Regions from separate parts of the Homo sapiens genome. Here region 2 is linked to region 1. A link is an interaction called in ENCODE POLR2A ChIA-PET data of the cell type or tissue named here. Cell type or tissue: Panc1. All regions are shown on one strand. Each heading gives the region's core, and the rest is flanking DNA. Links, peaks and the distances in the headings are about the cores only. Region 1 overlaps LOC105373682 (a long non-coding RNA gene). Region 2 overlaps MMADHC-DT (MMADHC divergent transcript).

The links. ChIA-PET counts read pairs that join two places held together with the same protein. Peaks named below come from ENCODE experiments on the same cell type or tissue, not always from the same donor. Only the 100,000 strongest peaks of a DNase experiment are listed, where the experiment ranks them.
Region 2: POLR2A ChIA-PET joins it to region 1 with 8 read pairs; 2 of 35 experiments call an interaction of 5 or more read pairs at or near these places.

Annotation. Positions count from the first base shown.
Region 1 is chr2:150,157,483-150,160,407 of GRCh38, forward strand. All of the region lies in intron 1 of LOC105373682 (a long non-coding RNA gene), which reads right to left. Among named protein-coding and RNA genes, the nearest start is that of LINC01818, 11 kb to the right of the region's middle. In Panc1, for the core only: no CTCF peak of the experiment used is centred there; no DNase peak of the experiment used is centred there; H3K27ac peaks cover 388 bases.
Region 2 is chr2:149,613,840-149,616,764 of GRCh38, forward strand. The region is part of intron 1 of MMADHC-DT (MMADHC divergent transcript); the gene reads left to right. Among named protein-coding and RNA genes, the nearest start is that of MMADHC, 28 kb to the left of the region's middle. In Panc1, for the core only: no CTCF peak of the experiment used is centred there; no DNase peak of the experiment used is centred there; H3K27ac peaks cover 222 bases.

The DNA.
Region 1 (2,925 bases), core at 206-2,705:
TTTTTTATGATCTCCTCAATGAATTGCAGAAGTCTATTGAAACCATTCCTGGTATTAGTACTTTGACTTTAGGTGTCAAAAGGTAAAGTTTGCATCCCTTAAATGCTTTGATAAAGTAACTTTGAAATAAAATATAAGCTACAATAAAATCCAAACTGAGGTCCCAGTCAGCATTAAGATGGATATATTTCTCTTGCTTTTTCAAGATGATTCTATCATACACAATGCATTTGAGACATAGGCCAATGAATTAGTAATTTTGCAGAATGGTAAAGCTTCGTTAAAATCACTAGAATCTGGTAGACAGAGACAAATCAAAGATGGCATTGTAATGAAACAGCACATGGTTGCAATGGTGTTTGCTTATTATCTATTAAGCTGCATGTGATGCTGGATTTAGGCATAATTTACTCCCTATTCTAAGATGGGACTGGTCACCTTGTGGATATGTAAAAGAGCATTCAGGTCACCTCCTTTTCTCTCCTCAGCCCTGCCTGAGAGTTACCTTCATAGTACAATTGCACAGGCCTTTATCACCTAAAATAATCTCTCCATTGTCACCATGCTTCCATTTCAAATGAAAAACAAGAAGAAAACGAGTTGGAACCTTAGTACAGTATACCTCATTTGAAGAATTAGGAAGCCCTACATCTAGAGTTTGTCTTTTAAGTTAGGATGGCACACGTATCATATAATCGATATATAAGAATAAGGCAATTATTTTATTTTTAGTGTCTGGTGGAGTCCAAGGAAAGGCCATGGAGAGAATGGCTGTCATCTGGAGCTGGAATCTAGCATGACTGAGGTGCATGACTCTGGTGAACCAAGTAACAATGGCATTCCTTTTCTCAGTGCTCTCACTGTGCGTTTACATCTAAATGAAATTGTCTTTGATATGAGAATATACAAAGATATAAAGAGGAACAAATCAGTCCGGATTCTTAGACCAATAATTGCAGAAAAATTTAAGTATTTTTACACCTACTGGAAACCTTCACTTGAAATTGCTGGAAGACTTAGAACCCATAAACCTCAGTTTCCAAATCTGTAAAATAAGGATAATAACTGTACTTTCTTTACTGGGTTGCTGTGAAGGTTTAATGAAATCATATAAAGTACTTAACAAGAAGTTGAGTACCTAGTAATTGCTTAATAAAAGTTACAATTAATGATTATATTTGCATTGTTTCCCAGCTAAAATATTCATTTGCATATAAAATTTTAAGGTTAATAAGGTGAAGCAATAATAAAAATACCATATACCAGAATATTGTGTTGCAACCTAAATATCGATTTTTCCTCCATTATGTCATTTACTGTTCACAGACATCTCAAGGTTCTATATTTCCGTGTTCCAGGAGAGAAAACCAAAACTAATCTCTCTGGGGAGTTCATACACAGAAAGCAGAAATATTGCATTGCACTTGTATAAATTGATTGTATTAAAGACTGTCTCAAACATTTCCAAAAATTGGTTTCAACTTTTTTAAACTAATATGACTTTGAACTATATTTTATAATTTTGATCATGACAAAATGTTCTTAAATTGTACTCTGACCATTCAGTCAGAAGTGCCATATTCAAGTAAGCCTCTTTCATTTTCCTTTTGTGTGTCTTTCTTTAAAAATAAGGAGAATATTAAAGGTATATGTGCAGGAATATGTCACGTGTGCAAAGGCACCTCATGGGATTTTAATCAGCAGGTATCTCAGGGACCTTTTGCAAGAAGGATGAAATGGAGGTGCAAATAAGGTAGTGGCTTTATTTTGTTTGCTTGTTTTCAACAAAAGCTTTATCCAATTAACCATGGGATAGGTTAATGATAATTTCTTACAGAACAACTGTGTTAAATCTATGAAGTGTTGCTATTTTCATGGGAATTGGGGGGTGATTAAAAAGATTTAATGGTTCCTTAAAATAGCAAATGACACCTAATCTAGGTAAAGCAATGAGCTAGCTCCATCCTGCCTGAACAATAGAATCACCTGGAGCTTTCAGAAATGACTCAAGTCTGCACCTCACCCACAAGAAATGGAGACTTAACGGGTCTGCAGCGGGGCCTAAACACTGATATGACGTAAAAGCTCTTCAGGCGTTTCTAGTCTGCAGCTGTGGTTGGGAGTTACTTTGATGTTACTGTGATAGATGAATAAAAGACAAAATTTAATGTCCCATCAAGGAGCTTCAAATCCTGCTTAAAGAAAATATACTTCAAAAATTTATTGATATACTTTCAACAGGTGCTGAATGACCTGATTGCTGATAAATTTCATATTTCTTTCTCTTCCTTTCTCTCCTGTCTCATCTATCCCTCTAGCAATAAAATGACTGGAGGCCAGAGACAGAGAAATTATACCTTAGAATAAATTGTAGAAATTTCAAGGGCCACTTAGTAATATGTTTTGTTGCAGGTACCCTTAATTACTCAGAAAAGACATTTTTTTGAAAAAGGATGCCCAACAAGTATCCCCAAAAAATGTACCCAAAAAGTGTCCAACTACAATTATAGATGCTTAGGGAGTCTGCTAATTGTGAGAACTGAGCATTAAGAATGGACTGTGTTGGCTTTATTTAAGGCTCTGTTGATGCTCATGTGTTTGGTGATAAAAGGGAATCCAGGGCTTTCCCATTAGTTTTATCTTCATCTCTGCCGTCCTCACTAAACCACAGGAAGCTATAATGTGAACCCAGTTTTGTTATACCATGAGGAACCAAGCTTGCCCTGTTCATAGGCTATGCCAAAAGCTGGAAAAGTCCCCGTGGAGGAAATGTGATTCCAATTTGGGTATGAAAGTACAATTCCCCCCTGCCAGGTTTAAATTGAGAGCATATTACTCATTTTTAGTTAATTTCTCAGCCTACAGAATAATTTGGCACATGTGTGCAGTATGTGTTCTCTCAGCTGCTTCCTTAGGGACCCCGGC
Region 2 (2,925 bases), core at 160-2,659, 540 kb before region 1:
AATAAAGGCAAAGATCCTGTTTACAAGGCACCTAGAGTTCAGCCATCAGATGGTTTTGGTTAAGATGTAGTTTCTCTTCATGCTGATGTTTCTATAAGACATTTTTGTGAGTCAGTCATCACCCAACTTCCTAGTGTCTTTCTTTCCCTTGTATGTGTGTGTGTGTGTTTTTTTTTACAATACCTTTATAGCGTTGCTTTTAATTTTTGACAACGTTTACTGAAAACTTACTCCTTTGCAGCTTTTATGTGATTTGTAGAATTGCATTCTGTAGTAGGCAAAATTCTGATGTGTGTGTGTGTGTGTGTGTGTGTGTGTGTGTGTGTGTGTGGTGGGGGTAGCGGGGGTTCCTGTTGTTTCTTTGTGGCTCTTTCTGTCCATTTTTAACTTCTGCTGGCAAGATGCTGGTATTAAATCTTTACCCCACTAAGTTATTAAGTATTTAAGCTTATAATAGACTTGTCCTCTTTACCTTGTCTATGCGTTCCTGGAAAGAGAGTACATTAGAAGGTTTACTGGTTGTGACTACCCCACCATGCCTAGAATAACTAGGTGATAAGCCATCTCATGCCAAGCTAATATTCTGCCCTATGGGAAGTTTGCTATAGGTAGTAGGGTGTGCCCCACTACACCAAAGGTGAGGGAGTTAAGCTGTCTGTTTGCAAGAGGGTCATAGCTTTCCCATATACGTGTGCCAGGATTTGCTGACAGGGAATCTGTCTTGATGAGCTGCACTGCATTCTCAATGCCTCCAGTGCTAAAGCATTCAATGAAAATATTTTTGATTGACTTCTCCCACTGTGGCAGTTTTTGATTCTGCAGTGGGTTTGGATTTAAAACTATTGTGCTTATTGTCTGATAATGGGAACCCCCTAGCTGCTCATTGCCTTAAAAGGAACCCAGTAGACACACCTGTGAATTATGTTTCGCACATTTTCTACCAACTGGTAAAGCCACTTAAAATACTTAGATTCATTTGTTTTAGATGTAGGAAAAAAATCTCTCTGTGTGACTACAATTGCATGTCTACTATATGTGTATTTGTTTTTAACCATTCTTTCTGAAATGGAAACTGATCATTCTGGGTCATCGCTGAAGAAGTACTTACCCCCTTTTCAGCTGGAAAAAATATGTACCTGAATTATGGGAGAATACAAGGAACCTTCAGTTCACCATTTGTCTTGGCTCCTTTCCTTTGGTAGAGAGGTAGGGGAGAAAGGAAGAAAAAACACACACACACACCAAAACCTCATGGACTATTCCCTTAACTTCTTTCCCTGGAGTCATTGACTACTAACTGAAATAAACCTATCTATTCATTAAAGAAAATTATATTTGCCTATTTAAAAAGGCCTATTTTTCTGTATCTCTTATTTTTCTTTAATTCTGAAGAGTATTGAATGGAAAATATGCATTTTCTTTTTTTTTTACATAGTTTGTGAACAATTTAAAGAAAACTGTGTAAAACGTCATTATGCTTTAGCTTGTGACTTTGTACAGATCTGAGTGTTGTGTGTTCTTCATGATGTATTGTGTAAATGATTAGCTACAATCACAACCTACTCTTTTGGCTCTGACAGCAGATATTTTTGTTAGATTTGAATTAGGCAACAAATAGAATGCTAACTCTTAACAAGTATTTTTGCTATAAGTGCTTTTTTTTTTTTTTTTTGAGACGAAGTCTTGTTCTTGTCACCCAGGCTGGAGTACAATGGCACAATCTCGGCTCACTGCAACCTCCACCTCCCAGGTTCAAGTGATTCTTCTGCCTCAGCCTCCCGAGTAACTGGGATTACAGGCACCTGCCACCATGCCCAGCTAATTTTTGTATTTTTAGTAGAGACGCCATTTCACCATGTTGGCCAGGCTGGTCTCAAACTCCTGACCTCCAGGTGATCCGCCCGCCTCGGCCTCCCAAAGTTCTGGGATTACAGGCGTGAGCCACCATGCTTGGCCGCTATAAGTGTTTTCTAATATTTGTAATAAGACATTTTATTTATATAACACTTTATAAAACTTCATTGTCTTCTTTGAATCTCAGCTCCCTAAAACAGGTGCCATTGTCTCCAAATTGGGAGCCAGAAAGTATTCATGACTTGTTTGAGGTCACAAGTTAGGTTAGTGACAGAGCCAGAACCCAAATTGAAATTCTTTCTACAAAGGCTGGACACCTTGACCAAGTATATCAGTTTAGCTAGAGCTTTGGCATAGCTAGAGCTTGTCTGTTGTTCAAAATGCAGTTTTTCTCTCTTCTCTGCTTCTATATGAAGACAACAGTCTTATCTATCTTGTTCACAATTTCAGCCCTAGCAGCTTGCACAGAACTTTGAATGGAATAGTTAATACATATATGTGAATACATATATGTGAATGAATGAAGTACAGAAGATGCTGAGGGTTTGCTTTGAATAACAATGCAGTATGCCTCCCATCCCCTTTCTGCATGCTTCTCTTATTATGCTAGAAACAATATTTGAAGTTTGAAATAATGGAGTTAGACACTGCCTTATTATTTAAGGATTTGATATGGTAGTCAGGCAAAAATAATTTCATTTAAATTCCCTATTTCTTGACTTACTCTGCTATCTTAGAAAATTAAATTAATCTCTCTGCTGGGTCTTGAGATCCATCTAGAACTTGGCTATAACCTGAGAATGTTTTGTGTTCTGGTTTTTTCTTCACTGTTGGAGTCTGCTTGAGAAGGCTGGAAATGTATTTTCATTCCATTTTTCAGTATAACACATTGTGAGTCCTCACTGAATTAGATTCTTCCCCCTGAAAAAGCTACCCCTGGAAAGATGTTTGGCACTTTTGGATATTGCTCTTTTGTGTTTTTTTTTTGGACCCCCAGGGAACCATTTAGTGAAAATGAACCATTATACTTGAATTCCCGTTCAGCCACTAGAAGAACCATTGCCCATGACT